Linked DNA regions of Homo sapiens: region 1 is linked to region 2. Evidence: read pairs that join two places in POLR2A ChIA-PET (ENCODE). Cell type or tissue: PC-9. All regions are shown on one strand. Links, peaks and the distances in the headings refer to the core of each region. The heading gives the core; the rest is flanking DNA.

Region 1 (9,848 bases), core at 1,096-9,095, 200 kb after region 2:
GCTCAGGTTTTTATGCCGGGAAGGTGCAGGTGCATGGAGGACATTGGCCAGCTGGGCTGTGAGGAGGAGCTGTAGGCAGGTGCTTGCAGAGATGAAGAAGGGAGCCCTCGGTCTGGCTGAATCCCTGGATGGATCATGGGGCCTGTGGGCTCCTCAAGGGGAGGAGACCTGCCCTCCCTTGAATCCAAGCTGGGAGATGGTGGTGCCTCCCAGGAGGGTAAGTGGGCACCTCGCTGCCTTCCACCTCTGAAGGGCCAAGTGGTGCCCAGGATATCCATGTTTTGGCTTCTTCCTGGGCACATGTGGAGACTCCATTTCCCAGGGCCCCTTGCAGGTAGGTGTGGCCACATGACAGGTTCCAGCCAATGGAGTGTGATAGGAAGTAATGTCACCACTCCAGGCCTGGCCATGGAATTCTCGCACCACCCAGGCTCTCTCCTTCCCAGTAGTATCCTAGCTGAGCCAGAGGACGCTGAAGGCCTACAGGGCAGCAGAGCCACAGACGGAAGGAGCCTGGGTGCTTGAGTGACTATGCAGCCTCCCCGGCCTGCCATCCCGTCTGGTTGGACTGTGACATGAAACAGATGTGAAATAGATCTTCATCGTGTAGAGCCGTGGGCCTTCGAGCTTTACTTGTTACAGCAACTAATTTTATTTAACTAATACTGGTGGGTCAGCAGGAACGTCCAAGGTGAAAGACAAAATTCCCCTTCAGTTTTTCAGGGCTGTTTAACTCCTAAGATCCAGGGCTGATCCTTAATTATTCCACCCTCCTCGCCCACCCCATTCTCCATTAGACTCTTGTAGTTTTTGCCAACCTTGGCAAGTGGGGCCTTGAGTAGGCCTTAATTTGATCCTTAAAAGTAAAGGGATTTCTTCCACCCTGAGAGTTGTGTGATAGTTTGTACCAGTTACAAAATTTGTGTTCTTTTTCTTGATGGACTGTGAGCCCCTTGAGGGGAAGGCCTGGGCCTGATTTGCGGATGTCACAAAGGCCCAGTAGTGGGCTGGGTAGGCAGCAATCTTGAGGAACTATTTGTGGAAATCTCTGAGCATGTGATGCCCCTGATTGGCCAGATCATTCTGCCTTTATGGTGTTTGGTATGGTTGTTTTTTTTTTTTGAGACCCGGGTCTCACTCTGTTGCCCAGGCTGGAATACAGTGGTGCAGTCACAGCTCTCTATAGCCTCCACCTCCTAGGCTCAAGCACTTCTCCCAACTCATCTTGGAATACAGTGGTGCAGTCACAGCTCTCTATAGCCTCCACCTCCTAGGCTCAAGCACTTCTCCCAACTCATCTGGGACTACAGGCATGCACCACCATGCACAGCTAATATTCTTATTTTTTTTTATAGAGATGGGAGTCTCGCTATGATGCCCAGGCTGGTCTCGAACTCCCGAGCTCAAGTGATCTGACCTCCCAAAGTGCTGGAATTACAGGCATGAGCCACCGCGCCCTGTCTTCCTTTGTTTGTGTTGATTACGAATACATTCACTTGCAAAAAATAACAAAAAAAACCCCCAGAAAATCCGATCAACAGAGACGTAAACAAATAGGTGTTTCGTTGTGTGTGTGTTTTTTTGTTTTTTTTTGTTTTTCATGGAACACAAGCTCGAAGCAGGCAGTTGCAAGCATGAGGGAACTTGACTTTGCCATCCCTATACTGACCTTTTTATTCTGATGCTTCGGCCTCATAGGCACAAGATGGCTGCCATAGCTCTAATCATCACACTGGGGCTCGAGGCAAGCAAAGGTGAGAGAAATGTCTAGGGCCATGCTAACTGTATCTGTCTCTTCATCAGGGCAGCAAAAGCTTTTCCAGAAATCCCCCCAGCAGACTTCCACTTTAAGAGTGATTGGCCTGAATTGGGTCAAATGTCTAGTACAAGAGGCTAGGAAGTTAAAACAGTCATGATTGGCTTAGAACACTGATTCACAAATGAATCTGTAGGGGTGGGTTGCCCCTCCACACCTGTGGGTGTTTCTCGTAAGGTGGAACGAGAGACTTAGGAAAGAAAAAGACACAGAGACAAAGTGTAGAGAAAGAAATAAGGGGACCCGGGGAACCAGCGTTCAGCATATGGAGGATCCCGCCAGCCTCTGAGTTCCCTTAGTATTTATTGATCATTCGTGGGTGTTTCTCCGAGAGGGGGATGTGTCAGGGTCACAAAACAATAGTGGGGAGAGGGTCAGCAGACAAACACGTGAACAAAGGTCTTTGCATCATAGACAAGGTAAAGGATTAAGTGCTGTGCTTTTAGATGTGCATACACATAAACATCTCAATGCTTTACAAAGCAGTATTGCTGCCCGCAGGTCCCACCTCCAGCCCTAAGGCGGTTTTTCCCTATCTCAGTAGATGGAGCATACAATCGGGTTTTATACCGAGACATTCCATTGCCCAGGGACGGGCAGGAGACAGATGCCTTCCTCTTGTCTCAACTGCAAGAGGCATGCCTTCCTCTTATACTAATCCTCCTCAGCACAGACCCTTGCTGTCGGGCTGGGGGACGGTCAGGTCTTTCTCTTCCCACGAGGCCATATTTCAGACTGTCACATGGGGAGAAACCTTGGACAATACCTGGCTTTCCTAGGCAGAGGTCCCTGCGGCCTTCCGCAGTTTTTGTGTCCCTGGGTACTTGAGATTAGGGAGTGGTGATGACTCTTAAGGAGCATGCTGCCTTCAAGCATTTGTTTAACAAAGCACATCTTGCACCGCCCTTAATCCATTTAACCCTGAGTTTGACACAGCACATGTTTCAGAGAGCACGGGGTTGGGGGTAAGGTCATAGAATCTCAAGGCAGAAGAATTTTTCTTAGTACATAACAAAATGGAGTCTCCCATGTCTACTTCTTTCTACACAGACACAGTAACAATCTGATCTCTCTTGCTTTTCCCCACATGAATCTTTTTTTTTTTTTTAAGCACAAAGGGAATAGGTATTAGGAAAGCAACCAATAGTGTCTGCCTTGATTTCCAGTCCTGTATCTGGGGCTTCTGCCAAAAGTCCTTTCTCCTAGGGCCAAGAGGGCCCAGGCCCGTCTTCTCGAGGCTACCACACCTGGTTTTCCCCATACCTGAGAGTATGTGAGGATAAAACAGCAGAGCATCCAAGGGTCTGTTGCCCACCCTCCCACCTTGCCTGCTGCCCTGTCCTGGTGCTTCTCAGGAAGCCTTCGGGGTACCCACCACACCTTGTCCCCATGCCCTTTCCCAGTAGACACCATCCCAGCCACTCTGATGAAGCTGGACTCTGTCCCCAGGAGATGGAAAGTGAGCCACTCTCCCAGCAGAGGCACAGGGTCAGTGTGTTCTGCAGAATAAACACAGTATTCCTAGTTACTCTCATCTGAGAAGCTGCCACATCTCCCTAAACCCCTGGCCTTCCCACATGATCTGAAAATAACCACTGATACTCACATATAGAATCCAGAATTCCGAGGAAATGGAATTAAAAATAGCCAGAGGAAGAAGGACGTGCCCCAGGCAGATGACGTTTAGCCAAACATGGAAACAAAGGATGAGCCTGGGGCCTGGGAACAGGATAATAGTAGCCAACATGTGCCAAGTGACTACTGTGTGGCAGGTACTGAATGGAGTGCCTGGCAGGCATTGTATTATGGGTCCCTCAAGTCAGCCAGAAGAGGTAAGTACTGTTACCACTCTCATTCTGCAGAGAGTGAAACAGGCTTAGAGGGGTAATGCCTAGAGTAGCATCCAGAACGTGAGCTCTGGTCAGATAGGGTTTGTTTCTCAGTTTAGTCATTCCCTAGGTGTAATGTGTTTAGGCCTCAGTTTCCTCATCTATAAAATGGGTAAGATAGTAGTAGCTACTTCATAGGCTCACTGGGAAAACTCAATATGAGTCATATATGTAAAGTACTCAAAACCAGATCTGGCACGAAATAAGCCCTGGATGTATGTGTGCAAATATCATACCCATTTTATAGATGAGGGAATGAAAAATTGCAGATAACTATGCATTTGCCCAAGGTCACAAAACCAGTAAAAGGTAGAGCTGGCCGGGCGCGGTGGCTCACTCCTGTAATCCCAGCACTTTCGGAGGCCAAGGCAGGTGGATCACCTGAGGTCATCCCAGCACTTTGGGAGGCCAAGGCAGGTGGATCACCTGAGGTCAGAAGTTTGAGACCAGCCTGGCCAACATGGTGAAACCCCGTCTCTACTAAAAATACAAAAATTAGCCAGGCTTGGTGGCACATGCCTGTAATCCCAGCTACTCAGGAGGCTGAGGCAGGAGAATTGCTTGAACCCAAGAGGCTGAGGTTGCAGTGAGCTGAGATCGCACTCCAGTCTGGGCGACAAGAGTGAAACTCCGTCTCAAAAAAAAAAAAAAAAAAAAAAAGGTAGAGCTGGGACTCAAAGCCAGGTCCCTCTACTACTATAAACCACCCACCAGTCAGCGTGACTCCAAGTGGCACAGGCCACTGGGTTAATGGGCAGGAGAACAGGTTCTATACACACCAGGCAGTCCAGTGGGTCCCCTTGAGGACCACAGGCAAAGCCAATGAGGAGTTTCCCTTGCCCCGAGTGCCCTGTCTCTCACCTTGACCTGTCAACATACCACCCATTCTTGAGCGCTGGGAGAGAAGCCCCCATCTCTGACTTCTGAGTGATAGAGTCCTGGCTGCAGAGCCCTCCTGTGGTCCCGTTCATCAGTCTTGGGAACTCATAACATTGGGGAGAATAAGCACAGCCTTTGAGAACCTGCACACCACCCCCACCCTGTAGAGGTCCAGAAACGTCTCACAGGCAAGCAGCCTAGGTCTGCCTGTAACAAACCAGGAGCAGGCAGAGATGGAGACCGCACTGAATTAAGGCGTCCAGCTACTAACATCACAGACAGAAAAGCCTCCCAGTGGACAAGCACAGTATTGCCTCTGAGCTATTCACATCAAAGCTAATGGAACCTGAATCTGAGTAAGAACTAGACCCAATCAGCAAAGTGCAGAAAATACAGGAGACAGAGGAGCACATGAAACACCACCACAGAGGTGCAATCAGCACAAATCCAGACTGCCAGAGACCCTCCAGGGAGAACAGCTGGCTTCCTCAACAAATAAATGGCAATGCATCAATGAGAAAGGAACCAGGAGCCTATAGACTAAATGAGAAATATAAATATCAATCAATTACAGTGCTGGGCCTTATCTGGATCCCAATTCAACTGTATGTATTGCATATTATATACATGTCTATATATTATGTACACACACACATGCCATTTGGAACAATGTGATTCTCCAGTGAGCTATTTGATGATCTTAAAGAACTATAGTTACTTTATTTATCTATTTACTTGAGACAGGGCCTGGCTCTGTCACCCAGGCTGGAGTGTAATTTGGGCTCACTGCAACCTCTGCCTCCCAGGTGCAAGGGATCCTCCCACTTCAGCCTCCCAAGTGCTGGGACCACAGGTGTATGCCACCGTGCCTGGTGAATTTTTGCATTTTTTGTAAAGACAGGGTTTCATCACATGCCCAGGCTGGTCTCAAACTCCTGGGCTCAAGCAACCCACCTGCCTCGGCCTCCCAGAGTGTTGGGATTACAGGCATGATCCACTGTGCCCAGCTTATAGTTACTTTAAAAAAAAATAAAAAAAATAAAAAAAAGGTCAGGCATGGTGGATTACACCTGTAATCTAATCCCAGCACTTTGGGAGGTTGAAGCAGGAGGATCACTTGACCTCAGGAGTTTGGGGTTGCAGTGAGCCACAGTCATGCCACTACACTCCAGCCTGGGTGACAGAGTGAGACCCTGTCTCTGAAAAGAAAAAAAGGCCGGGCGTGGTGGCTCATGCCTGTAATCCCAGCACTTTTGGAGGCCGAGGCAGGCGGACCACCTTAGGTCAGGTGTTTGAGAACAGCCTGGCCAACATGGTGAAACCCCATCTCTACTAAAAATACAAAAAATTAACTGGGCATGGTGGCAGGCGCCTGTAATCCCAGCTACTCAGGAGGCTGAGGCTGGAGAATCGCTTGAACCTGGGAGGTAAAGGTTGAGCCAAGATCACGCCACTGCACTCCAGACTGGGCAATGACAGTGAAACTCCATCTCAAAAAAAAAAAAAAAAGAGAAAAGAAAAAGATTATTTATTTATTTATTTGTATTTCAATAGCTTGGTTACATGGATAGACTGTATAGTGGTGGAGTCTGGGATTTTAGTGCACCTGTCACCGCATTAGTGTACATTGTACCCAATACATAGTTTATTTATCCCTCACCTTCCTCCCCATTCCACCTTCTGAGTCTCCAAAGGCCATTATACCATTCCGTATGCCTTTGGACACTTATACCTTAGCTCCCACTCATAAGCAAGAACACATGTTATTTGATTTTCCATTCCGGAGTTACTTCACTTAGAATAATGGCCTCCAGTTCCATTCAAGTTGCTGTAAAGGACATTATTTCATTCTTTTTTATGGCTGAGTAGTATTCCATGGTGTATATATACCACATTTTCTTTTTCCATTGATTGGTCGATGAGCACTTAGGTTGGCTTCATATCTTTGCAATTGTGAATTGCGCTGAGATAAACATACCTGTGCAGGCGTCTTTTTTTTTTTTTTTTTTTAATTTTTTGGAGATAGGGTCTCGCTCTGTCACCTAGGCTGGAATGTAGTGGTGTGATTTTGGCTCACTGCAACCTCCTCCTCCCAGGTTAAAGTAATTCTCCTGCCTCAGCCTCCTGAGTAGCTGGGACTACAGGCACATGCCACCACGCTGGCTAAGTTTTGTATATTTAGTAGAGATGGGTTTCACCATGTTGTCCAAGCTGGTCTCGAACTCTTGACCTCAAATGATGTGCCCACCTCAGCCTCCCAAAGTGTTGGGATTATAGACATGAACCACCGTGCCCAGCCCCAGGTATCTTTTTGATATAATGACTGCTTTTCCTTTGGGTAGGTACCCAGTAATGGGGTTGCTGGATTGAATAGTAGATCTACTTTTAGTTCTTTTTTTTTTTTTTTTTTGAGACGGAGTTTCGCTCTTGTTGCCCAGGCTGGAGTGCCATGGTGTGATCTCGGCTCACCGCAACCTCCGCTTCCCATGTTCAGGTAATTATCCTACCTCAGCCTCCCGAGTAGCTGGGATTACAGGCATGCGCCACCACACCCGGCTAATTTTTTGTATTTTTAGTAGAGAAGGGGTTTCTCCATGGTGGTCAGGCTGGTCTGAAACTCAAGACTTCAGGTGATCTGCCCGCCCAGGCCTCCCAAAGTGCTGGGATTACAGGTGTGAGCCACCGTGCCTGGCCTTACTTTTAGTTCTTTAAGGACTCTCCATACTCATTTCCATAGAGGTTGTATTAATTTGCATTCCCACCAGCAGTGTATTAGCATTCCCTTTTCCCCACATCCATGCCAGCACCTATTGTTTTTGACTTCTTAATAATGACCATTCTGGCTGGGGTAAGGTGGTCTCTCGTTGTGGTTTTAATTTGCATTTCCCAGATGATGAGTGATGTTGAGCATTTTTTCATGTGTTTCTTGGCCATTAAGACTTTTTTTTTTTTTACGGCAGCTGTAGGTTCACAGCAAAATTGAGAGGAAAATACAGAGAGTTCCCATACACCCCCTCCCCCGCAAACACACATGTACATCCTCCCCCATTAACAGCAAACTCCACCAGATGGTACATTTGTTATAATTGATGAAGCTACATTGACACATCATTATCTCCCAGAGTCTACAGTTTTACATTAGGGTTCACTCTTGGTGTTGTACATTCTATAGGTTTGGACAAATGTATAATGACATGCATCCACCACTGTAACATCATACAGAGTCGTTTCATGGCCCTGAGAGTCCCCTGTGCTCTGCCTGTTCATCCCTCCCTCTCCCCTAACCCCTGGCTATCATCAATCCTTTTACAGTCTATATAGTTTTACCTTTTCAGTATGCCATATAGTTGGAATCATACAGTATGTAGCCTTTTCAGACTGGCTTCTTTCATTTAGTAATGTGCGTTTAAGGTTCCTCCATGTGTTACGGCTGGATAGCTCATTTCTTTTTTTTTTTTTTTTTTTGAGGCAGAGTCTCGCTCTGTCGCCCAGCAGGCTGGAGTGCAGTTGTTCACCGCAACCTCTGCCTCCCGGGTTCAAGTGATTCTCCTGCCTCAGCCTCCCAAGTAGCTGGGATTACAGGCATGAACCACCATGCCCGGGTAATTTTGCATTTTTAGTAGAGACGGGGTTTCTCCATGTTGGTCAGGCTGGTCTCGAACTCCTGACCTCAGGTGATCCGCCCGCCTTGGCCTCCCAAAGTGCTGGGATTACAGGCATGATACAGGCGTGAGCCATCGTTTTTTGTTTGTTTGTTTGTTTGTTTGAGATGGAGTTTCACTCTTGTTGCCCAGGCTGGAGTACAATGGCGTGATCTTGGCTCACCACAACCTCTGCCTCCTGGGTTTAAGCGATTCTCCTGCCTCAGCCTCCTGAGCAGCTGGGATTACAGGCATACGCCATCATGCCCAACTAATTTTGTATTTTTAGTAGAGACAGGGTTTCTCTATGTTGGTCAGGCTGGTCTCAAACTCCTGACCTCAGCTGGTCCGCCCGCCTCAGCCTCCCAAAGTCCTGGGATTACAGGCATGAGCCACTGTGCCCAGCCCAGCTCATTTCTTTTTAGCATTGAATAATACTGCATTGCCTGGATGTATGACAGTTTATTTATCCATTACCCTACTGAAGAACATCTTGGTTGCTTCCAAGTTTTGGCAATTATGAATAAAGCTGCTATAAATATCTGTGTGCAGGTTTTCTTGTGGACAAAAGTATTTAACTCATTTGGGTAAATACCAAGGGAAACAATTGCTGGATTTTATGGTAAGACTATGTTTAGTTTTGTAAGAAACTGTCAAATTGTCTTCCAAAGTGGCTGTATCATCTTGCATTCTCAATAGCAACGAATGAGAATTCATTGAAAAATTCATTTAAAAAAAATACAACTGGCTGGGTGTGGTGGCTCATGCCTGTAATCCTAGCACTTTGGAAAGGAGGATCGCTTGAGCTCAGGAGTTTGAGACCAGCCTGGGCAACATAGTGAGACCCCCATCTCTATTCATTTTAGAAAGAAAAAGAAGAAATAGAACTGATAAGCTAAGAAAGGAGAGAAAATGGAATAATAGAAATTATCAGTTAAAGGCCGGGTGCAGTGGCTCACGCCTGTAATCCCAGCACTTTGGGAAGCCAAGGTGGGCAGATCACGAGGTCAGAAGTTCAAGACCAGCCTGACCAACGTGGTGAAACCCCGTCTCTACTAAAAATACAAAAATTAGTCAGGCATGGTGGCATGTGCCTGTAATCCCAGCTATTCAAGAGGCTGAGACAGGAAAATCACTTGAACCCAGGAGGCTGAGGTTGCAGTGAGCCGAGATCACGCCACTGCACTCCAGTCTGGGCAACAGAGTGAGACTCCATCTCAAAAAAAATGCTCAGTTAAAAACACAAAAGGCGGAAAAAGTGGGAGACAAAAATAAAACAAAGCACATGGACAAGAAATAGAAAGCAGTAACAAATATGCTAAATATTAATCCAAGTATATCAATAATCACTTTGGGGTTTCTTTTGTTTTTGCTTTTTGTTTTTGAGATGGAGTCTTGCTCTGTTGCTCAGGCTGGAGTGCAGCGGCGTGATCGCGGCTCACTGCAACCTCTGCCTCCCAGGTTCAAGCGATTCCCCTGCCTCAGCCTCCTGAGTAACTGGGATTACAGGCGCACTCCACCACGCCTGGCTAATTTTTGTATTTTTAATAGAGATGGGGTTTCACCATGTTGGCCAGGCTGGTCTCGAACTCCTGACCACAAGTGAACCGCCCACCTTGACTT
Region 2 (8,943 bases), core at 1-8,000:
GGAAGAAACAGACTGGGAGGGACTAAACAGGGAGGAGAAGAGATGTAAGACATATGGGGAGATAGGGAAAGGAATAGAGAGGGCCAGGGAGAGACAGACACACAGTGAAATATGGTGGAAGACAGACTGGGAAAGACAAGGAGAGAGACAGGGGCCCACCAGAGATTAGAGAGAGACACAGAGATAGAAAGAGACCAGAGAAATGGCAGTTACAGAGAGAGATGAGGAGAGACCAGGGAGACACAAAGACAGGGACAGACACAAAGACCAGAAGAGGCAGGAGAGAGAGGAAAGAGACACACAGAGAAACAGGGAGACACAGAGGCAGATACAAAGAAACGCAAAGAGATACACCGGGAGAAACACGCATTTACACAAAGCAACTGTTGTCCTGGTTTCAGGTTTGTGGGTCCAGGCTCCAGTGAGGTACGACTACGCCTGTACCCTCAGCTTCCAAGAACTTCCCCCTTGTGCCCCTGAGTTGTCTGGAGTGGATTTCTGTTTCTTATAATCCAAGCATCCGGAGTCAGATGACCCCCTCTTCCAGCACCAGCAGACTACCTTGGCCCACTTTGAGCCTGGCCTCTTCTGCTCACACATCCCTCCTGCCCAAACATCCTGGGCATTTTTTTGTTTCATTGAAGAAAGATTTTTGTTTTGAAATAATTTCGGATTTACCAAAGAGTTGCAAAGATAGTACAGAGAGTTTCCATGTACCTTTCACTCACTTTACTTAGTGTTTACATCTTACAGAACCATGGTACTATCCTCAAAACTAATAATTAACATTGTTAAAATACTATTCAATAAACTATAGACTTTATTATGTTGCCACCAGTTTTTCACTAATACAAGAGTCAGAAAACTCTTTCTGTAAAGGACCAGCTTTGCAAGCCATATGGCTACACAAAAGCAACCACTGAAAATACGTAAATACCAGCCTGGATAACATAGTGAGACCTTGTCTCTACCAAAAACAAAATTTTAAAAAATCAGTTGGGTGTGGTGGCGTGCACCTGTGGTCCTACTTACTTGTGACGCTGAGGCAGGAGGATCACTTGAGCCAGGGAGGTCAAGGCTACAGTGAGCTGTGATTGCACCAGTGCACTCCAGCCTAGGTGACAGAGTGAGGCTCTGTCAGAAAGAAAGAAAGAAAGGAAGGAAAGGAAAGAAAAAAGGAAGAAAGGAAAGAGAAAAAAGAGAAAGATGAAAGAGAAAGAAAGAAAGAAAAAGAAAGAAAGAAAGAAAGACAGAAAGACAAATGAGCATGGCTGAATTCCAATAAAACTTTATTTACAAGAGCTGGCAGAGGGCCAGAGTTGGCCCATAGACTGTAGTTTGCTGATCCCTGATCAATGTTCTTTCTCATTTCCAGGTCTCACATTGCCTTTAGTCGTCAGTTCCTCGGCCTTTCTTTGTCTTTCATGACCTTGATATCTGTGAACAGTCCTGGTCAGGTATTGTGCAATATGTTGCTCAATTTGGGTCTGATATTTTCTCATAATTAGATTGAGGTTATGCATTATTGGAAAAACTACCCCAGGAGTGATGATGTGTCATTCTCAGTGCATCATATCAGGAAGTACATGATGTCAGTGTGGCTTATTACTGGTAACACTGACCTTGACCTATTGGTTACAGTGGTGTTTGCCAGCTTTCTCCATTATAAAGTTATTATTTTCCCCTTTGTAATTGATAGGTATTGGGGGAAATGCTTTGCATCTGTGCAACTCTTGTTTCTCCTTAAACTTTCTCCTACGAGTCCGAGCATCCATCGGTGGGTCTTGCCTGCAGCAGTTGTTCCTGTGGTGTTCAGATGGTGATTTGCTGTTTCCCTGGTTCCTTCCACTTTCATTAAAGGGAACTCCTCTCGAAGGAAAAATGGTCCCTTCTTCCCCATTTACTTATGCAATCAGTTATTTATATCAGTATGGATTAATGGATATTTATTTTATTTGATGAGCTAAAACCCAATAGTATAATGTACCTGGATGTGTTGCTGGACTGTTCCAGTTTTGACTCCTGGGAGTTACTTCCAGCTGGCTCCCACATCTTCTCCACAGTCCCCTCTTTTTTGAGCTCGTCCTGACTTTCTGGCCCTACTTGATGCTCCAGCCACATCTGGTACCTTCCCTGCCCCAGCCCTGGGCTCCGATGCTTCTCAGGAAGGTGCAGGCACTCTTGCCCTGACTCCTCCTTCTTTTTTTTTTGAGATGCAGTCTTGCTCTGTTGCCAGGCTGGAGTGCAGTGGCATGATCTCGGCTCACTGCAACCTCCACCTCCCGGATTCAAGTGATTCTCCTGCTTCAGCCTCCCGAGTAGCTGGGACCACAGGCGTGCGCCACCAACCCAGCTAATTTTTTGTATTTTTTAGTAGAGACGGGGTTTCACCATGTTGGCCAGGATGGTCTCGATCTCTTGACCTCGTGATCCGCCTGCCTTGGCCTCCCAAAGTGCTGGGATTACAGGCCGGCCAACTCCTCCTTCTTCCTCCAGGGTACTCTTCCTCCCTCCCGGTGGCCACTTCCTCTTTGCTTCCTCCTCCAATGTGTAGACCTACCTCCTCCATGCAGCCTCCTCCCCTCCCGCCAGCCCTGGTCATGCCTGCTCTTCCTCCTGACCTATCATGGCTCCGGCTGCTTGCCTGGCTGGTCCCAGTTCAACGGCACCTGTCACCCACCTCATGGGTCTGTGGCTATCTCCAAGGGCTGCTTCTGAGGCCCCCTGAGCTGACCGCTGGGCTTCCCCTCAAACCTTGGGGACAGGCTGCTGCCCTCCTAGCCTGAGATGTCACCTCCAGGAAAGCATGGCTGAAAACCATGTAGCAACATCACTCATAGGTGCACACCACTGTGGTAGGCAGGAACTGAGAGGTGGCCGGGGCTGCAGCTCATGGATGGAGGTTGCCAGACAGTGGTGGTGTCGGCTTAGAGGTGAGCCTGCTGGCAAGAGCTCCCGGCCACACGGAGATTGAAACGACTTCAGAGCTCTCTTCACTCCTCCCTTCCTCTCTGGTCTCCATGCCAGTGTGGCTAAGGACCATTTCTTGTGCCTGAAGGACATTAGTCAAACTTGTTTTAGTTTGTTCACTCATTCATTCACCATTCATTCATTCGACAGGTACTGAAGCATCTACTATGTGTCACAGCTATTCTAGTTGGAGGCACAGCCATGAACAAAACAGGCAGAAATTGCTGCCAGTTCTAATAGGGAGAGACAAACAAAATAAAGTGTGCGTGTGTGTGTGTGTGTGTGTGTGTGTGTGTGCATGCGCACGCATGTGCATGCAGTGAGAGCTATTCCAGGCTTGTGATGTTGAGGGTCTACATTTTTGGTCAAAAGAGCATTCACAGCTTTCTCTCAGGGGCAATGGATCCAGCTGCTTGCTGAGGTTAAGTCAGCAGCAACTTAACACGGCTTTATTCAGCATGACGATTCTTCACTTGGGTCTGAGCAGCCCCGTGACACATTTTCATTTTCTCCCCTTTCAGCCCCTTTGAATGGAAGTGCTTAGAAACCTGGCATGTCAGAAATACAGGAGGGGCCTTCAAGGACATCCAGCTGAGTGGTTCTCAAACCAGGGCCCTAGGAACCCCCTGGGTCCTTGGGTGGGCGCAGGGGGAGCACTGTGAAGGGAGAGTAACCACTCCTCAGCTTCCCTTCTACCAGAGAAACTCCTTTTCACAAACGGGGCTTCTGTTCGGGATTTTATTTGGAGAAAGGGATTCTGGTGCTAAAAAACAAAGTTGGGTAACCCCTCATTTTACTCTTGTGAGGTAAGGTGGCATCCGGGTAAGAGTCCAGACCTGGCATCAGGCTGCCTGCGCTGGATCTTGGCTCTGCAACTTCCAACTTATTTAGCTCTCCAGATCTCAGCTTCCTCATTTGTAAAACGGGTTTGTAGCAATGACTGCTTCAACAGGGCTTTGGTGAGGGCTGGATAGCGTAACCTGTAGCAGATGCTTACCAAGTCCTGATAAGTAGGCACTAAATCACTCCTATTTACAAATTTTAAATAAAAAAAGAGAAAGAAGTGATACCTGTTCTTAAGAACACTCAAACACAAGAGAATCCAAAAACCATTTTAGAAAATTTCAGCCGGGCATGGTGGCTCACGCCTGTAATCCCAACACTTTGGGAAGCCGAGGCGGGTGGATCACCTTGAGGTCAGGATTTTGAGACCAGCCTGGGCAACATGGTGAAACCCCATGTCTACTAAAAATACAAAAAAAAAAAATTAGCCAGGAGTGGTGGCACATGCCTTTAGTGTCAGGCACTTGGGAGGCTGAGGCAGGAGAATCGCTTGAACCTGGGAAGCAGAGCTTGCAGTGAGCCAAGATCATGCCACGGCACTCCAGCCTGGGTGGCAGAGTGAGACTCCATCTCCAAGTAAAAAAAAGAAAAAAAAGAAAAAAAAGAAAAAAAAATTCCAGCCATACTCCCAAGAGTAACTACAGGTAAAACAGTTTGGTATATGTTCTTCCAGACTGTTCTTCTAGACATTTGCAAATTTGTAATATGTATGCTCAGAAACACTTCTTGCAAAAGGATATTTCACTCTCCATTCTGCTTTGTAATTTGCTTTTTTTCACTTAGTAATATATCATAGGCTAGTTTCTTCACCTGTTCCAGAGCCTGACCACATTCCTCTTCATGGCTGTGTAGCATTCCATCCCAGGGACCTTCTGTCATTTTTAACCAGTCCCCAACTCAAACATATTTAGGTTGTTTCCAAGTTGTTGCTATCACAAACAGTGTTGTAATTAACATATTTGTACCTACTTCTTTGAATTCTTGAGGTTTGCTGCAGGTTAAATTCATAGAAGTGGAATTGCTGAGTCAAAAGGCTTTCCCATTTAACATTTTTATAGGTACTGGCAAACTGCCCTCCAAATAGATTGTACCAATTTATACTCCCATCCATAAAGGAGGAGAGGGGCCTCTCTCCACACCCAGTCAATGTTGGGGATGACATTCTCTCTGTTCCCTGCCCTGTGACAGATGAAAAATGTTGTGCTTTTTTTCTTTTCTTTCTTCTTTTTTTTTTTCCTGAGACAGGGTTTCACTCTGTCACCCAGGCTGGAGTACAGTGGCTCAACCACAGCTTGGCTCACTGCAGCCTCAACCTCCTGGGCTCAGGTGATCCTCCCACCTCAGCCTCCTCAGTTGCTGTGACCACATGCACACAACTTCTGCCTAGCTAATTTTTGTATTTTTTTTTGTAGAGACAGGGTTTTACCATGTTGCCTAGGCTGGCCTCAAACTCCTGGACTTAAGCGATCTGCCTGCCTTAGCCTCTCAAACTGCTGGGATTACAGGCATAAGCCACCGTGCCTGGCCTGTTTTACATTCCTTCCTTCAATGATTCATGATGCTGTCTGCGTGTCCCAGTGTTTCCTGGCCATTCATAGTCTTCTCTTCTGTGAACTGCCTCATCACATCTTTTGTTTTTGAATGAGGAAGCTGAGGTCCAGAGAGGTGTGGAGGTTTATCCAAGTTTGTAAACTCCAGTTCTCCCCACTGTTCCTCTTGCCATCTGTCGTGTTGGTGGCTCAGTCTCCATTCATTTCTCTTTTAATAAAATAGTACCTGTCCGGGGTTGGATTCCCCCACAGACAGACGCCGAGTCAAAGGTTCAAATTCTCCTGGAGGAGAAATCTCGTTAGAGAATGAAGGAAGCAGAACCAGGAGGGGGAAGAAGCTCTGGATGAGATTTTAGGGAAAGTCCTAGCTCAAGCCTGAACCTGGGCCAGCTCTCAGGTATGAATTCCACCTCGCCTGTCCTGCGTGGAGGCAAGGAAGCAGAGCGGTCCTGCTTCCTCACAGCTCAGGCTGGCACAGGAGGCCCCAGGGAGTGCAGAACAGGAACCTAGGCTCTGTGGGAGGGTCTTCTCTGAGGTGACCAGGGGCTCAGGAGTGAGGCACTAAAGTGCATAGTAGCTGGGCACAAGGACATGTTAAAAAGCGATGTGAGGAAGTCTGGGAAGGACACCAACATTGTCCTCTACTGTACCCCCATTTTCTTTGGGGATCCACTCCTCCCTTACCCCAGCCCAGCCTTTTGGGTTTCAGTGGAGCCTCAAGAGAGAGCCCTGCCTGGCTCAAGCAATTAGAACATTCTATCCCTCTGGCCATGACTGATTTAGGGTTGGATCCACAACACAATCTGTGCCAGTGGAAGTCAACCCAGCAACTGTCTGGGGAGAGCGGTACTTGGTTCATTTTTCACTGCTGTATAGCACTCCACTGTGTGACTAAGTCTGGCTTTATGTACCCCCTCACCTGCTGGTAAACATTTGGGTGATTTCCGGTCTTTCCAGCTACGGAAAGTGCTGCTGAGAATTGCTAAGAACATTCTCGTATGCATTGCCCAAAGCATGTGTACACCTGGGAATGAAATTGAATGCAACATTCAACTTGGCAAGACAATGCTCCATTGTTCCCCAAAGTGCTTATAACAATTGACACATCCACCAACTGTGGGTGAGCTGTTTGGAGTTTTCGCCAAACCACGATAATGTCAGATTTCTTACCTTTTGCCAATTTACTGGGTGTAAGAAGATAGCTCACCCTGGTCTTCATTTGCATTTTCCTGATTAATATGTATATTCACCACTCACCACTCAGGTTTCCTGCAAAGTTATTTCTTCCCGATTCCTCTCCCACTGTCCTTTCTCACATAGAAGTCAGCCACTCTTCTTTGTTTAAGCTCTTCCTTCTGTCTGGAAATGCCCCAAGGAAACTTTCCGCCCACGCTTCCACACCTGGTCCTGATGGTACCTCCTCCAGGAAGCCTCCTTTGATTCCCCTGTAAGGGGCAACTCCTCCTCACGGTCCCCGAGGACCAGCACTGCGAGATCCCTGAGGACTGAGTCCTAAGTGTGTTTCCTCTCTCTCCTTCCTACCCCAGCCAGGCTGATCAGGTGACTCCTCAAAGAACAGGCTCAAAATGGTTTCTGTTTCCCTCCCTCCTACTTTGGGTTTACCCCATGCTCGTGACAACAGGACGGGCACAATTATGGATTACAATGTCAATGTGAACCAATAACCCAAAACATTGCCCCCACCCTCATCCCCACAGTGACTTGCCAGAGAAATCCGGGCAGGGCGTTTCACCCCTGCCACCTCCAAAGGAAAGCCGGTGGGCACTCTGCTCACATTTTCTGTGCCTGTCGTAGAGAAGGATGAGCATGCCCATCCATCAGCTTGTCCTGGGAACACCCCAGTAGCGGGAGCGCCTCAGCTTTTCGTCCCTGCTCATCTCCACCCTCCCAAGCTCACCCACAGCCTTAGAAACGGGCGACCGTTCCCTGGCTCTGACTCAGTGTGTGGTGTTTATCTGCCTGCGAAAAACCAGAAATTATAAAAACTCAGAGAAGGCTTCACCTCTGCCAAAAAAGATGATTCCACCTCGAGACACAGCTCTCCCTGGGGCTGTGGGGTTGGCAGCTGCTGTGTTCCCGAGGTTTCAATGAAACTGAATGCCCCAAAACAATGCATGCTGATTTGCAAACCTCAGATGGAACCAAAATTTTCATTTCCCCACCATGCACTACAAAACAAAACAGAGATTTTGGCTCGGATTTTTGGCTCAGCTCCCAAACAGCCCAGTGTGAACCAGAACCCAGGCGTCCCCACGGGGTCTGTGTGTCGGGCTCTGCTTCTCCCTCCGCTCTTCTGTCTCCAGGTCCTGCAGACTGTGGAGGGGACAGGCCATAGGAAAGGATTAAGTCTCCTCATCTACCACTTTATTGTTGATCTAGAACTTTCTAGACCTTGAGGATTTTGACAAAATGTGAATCTCCAATTATTTTGTGCAGCAGACATTTCAGAGGCAGAATGGTGGGAGGCTGTTGAATGGAGGGTGCACTGGATACTTTAGGCAAATTACTCGATTGAGCATAGCCTGTTTCTCCTTTGTAAAGTAGAGAAGACAGTGCGTACTTTCTCCATTTCACTGTTTTCTTCTGTGGATCAAAATGAGACAGCATTAAAGCACTCTGTGGTAGGGGTTGTTCCCAGTCTTAAGACTTCTTGGATCATGAAACATGACACAACATGGATGAAACTTGAAAATATGAAGCTAAGTGAAAGAAGCCAGGCACAAAAGACCACACGTTGCATGATTCCATTTATATGAAATGTCCAGAATAAACAAATTCATAGAGACAGAAAGTAGATTAGTGTTTGCCAGGGGCTGGTGAGAGTGTGGTTAGGGGGGATTGGTGAGTGACAGTTCATGGGTATAGTGTTTCTTTCTGGAGTTGATGAAAATATTCTGAAAGTAGACAGCGGTGCTATATATAGTGGGGATAGGAGTGAATATACTAGAAACCATTGAATGGTACACCTTATTTTTGTTTCATTTATCATTATTATTTTTTTGAGGCAGGGTCTCCCCTTTATCACCCAGGCTGGAGTGCAGTAGCATGATCATGGCCCACTGCAGCCTCAAACTCTTAGCTCAGGTGATCCTTCCACTTCAGCCTCCCAAGCAGCTGGGATCACGGGCATGCACCACTATACTCAGCTAATTTTTAAGTTATTTGTAGAGATGGAGTCTCCTTATGTTGCACAGGCTGGTCTTGAACTCCTGAACTCAAGTGTTCCTTGTGCCTCAGCCTCCCAAAGTGCTGGGATTACAGGTTTGAGCCACTGCACCTGGCCAATGGTACACTTTAAATCAGTGAATTGTATGGACTGTGAATTATATGTCAATAAAGCTGTTATAAAGAAGAAAAGAGCATATGCTCAGATCACTAGATATTTTGAGTTTTCAAGAGAAGCAGTGTTTCAGGATTAGGTTAGCTACCTATAACAGTAACTTCACCATTACAGTGGCTTAAGTAAGAAAGAAGTGCATTTTTACTTATGGAGAAGTCAGGAGGTAGGTAGTTCAGGGCTGGTTTTGTGGCTTCTTAGAGTCTACAGGGACTTAGGTTC

Evidence for each region. Peaks named below come from ENCODE experiments on the same cell type or tissue, not always from the same donor. Only the 100,000 strongest peaks of a DNase experiment are listed, where the experiment ranks them.
Region 1: POLR2A ChIA-PET joins it to region 2 with 6 read pairs; 3 of 35 experiments call an interaction of 5 or more read pairs at or near these places.

What each region holds. Positions count from the first base shown.
Region 1 is chr17:17,608,981-17,618,828 of GRCh38, forward strand. No RefSeq gene overlaps it. Among named protein-coding and RNA genes, the nearest start is that of PEMT, 22 kb to the left of the region's middle. RefSeq lists silencers at 3,942-4,098, 4,715-5,009 and an enhancer at 4,021-4,637. In PC-9, for the core only: CTCF peaks have their summits at 4,826 and 5,025; a DNase peak (open chromatin) is centred at 4,901.
Region 2 is chr17:17,407,147-17,416,089 of GRCh38, forward strand. No RefSeq gene overlaps it. Among named protein-coding and RNA genes, the nearest start is that of MED9, 65 kb to the right of the region's middle. RefSeq lists a silencer at 5,249-5,543. In PC-9, for the core only: no CTCF peak of the experiment used is centred there; DNase peaks (open chromatin) are centred at 1,495, 4,765 and 5,375.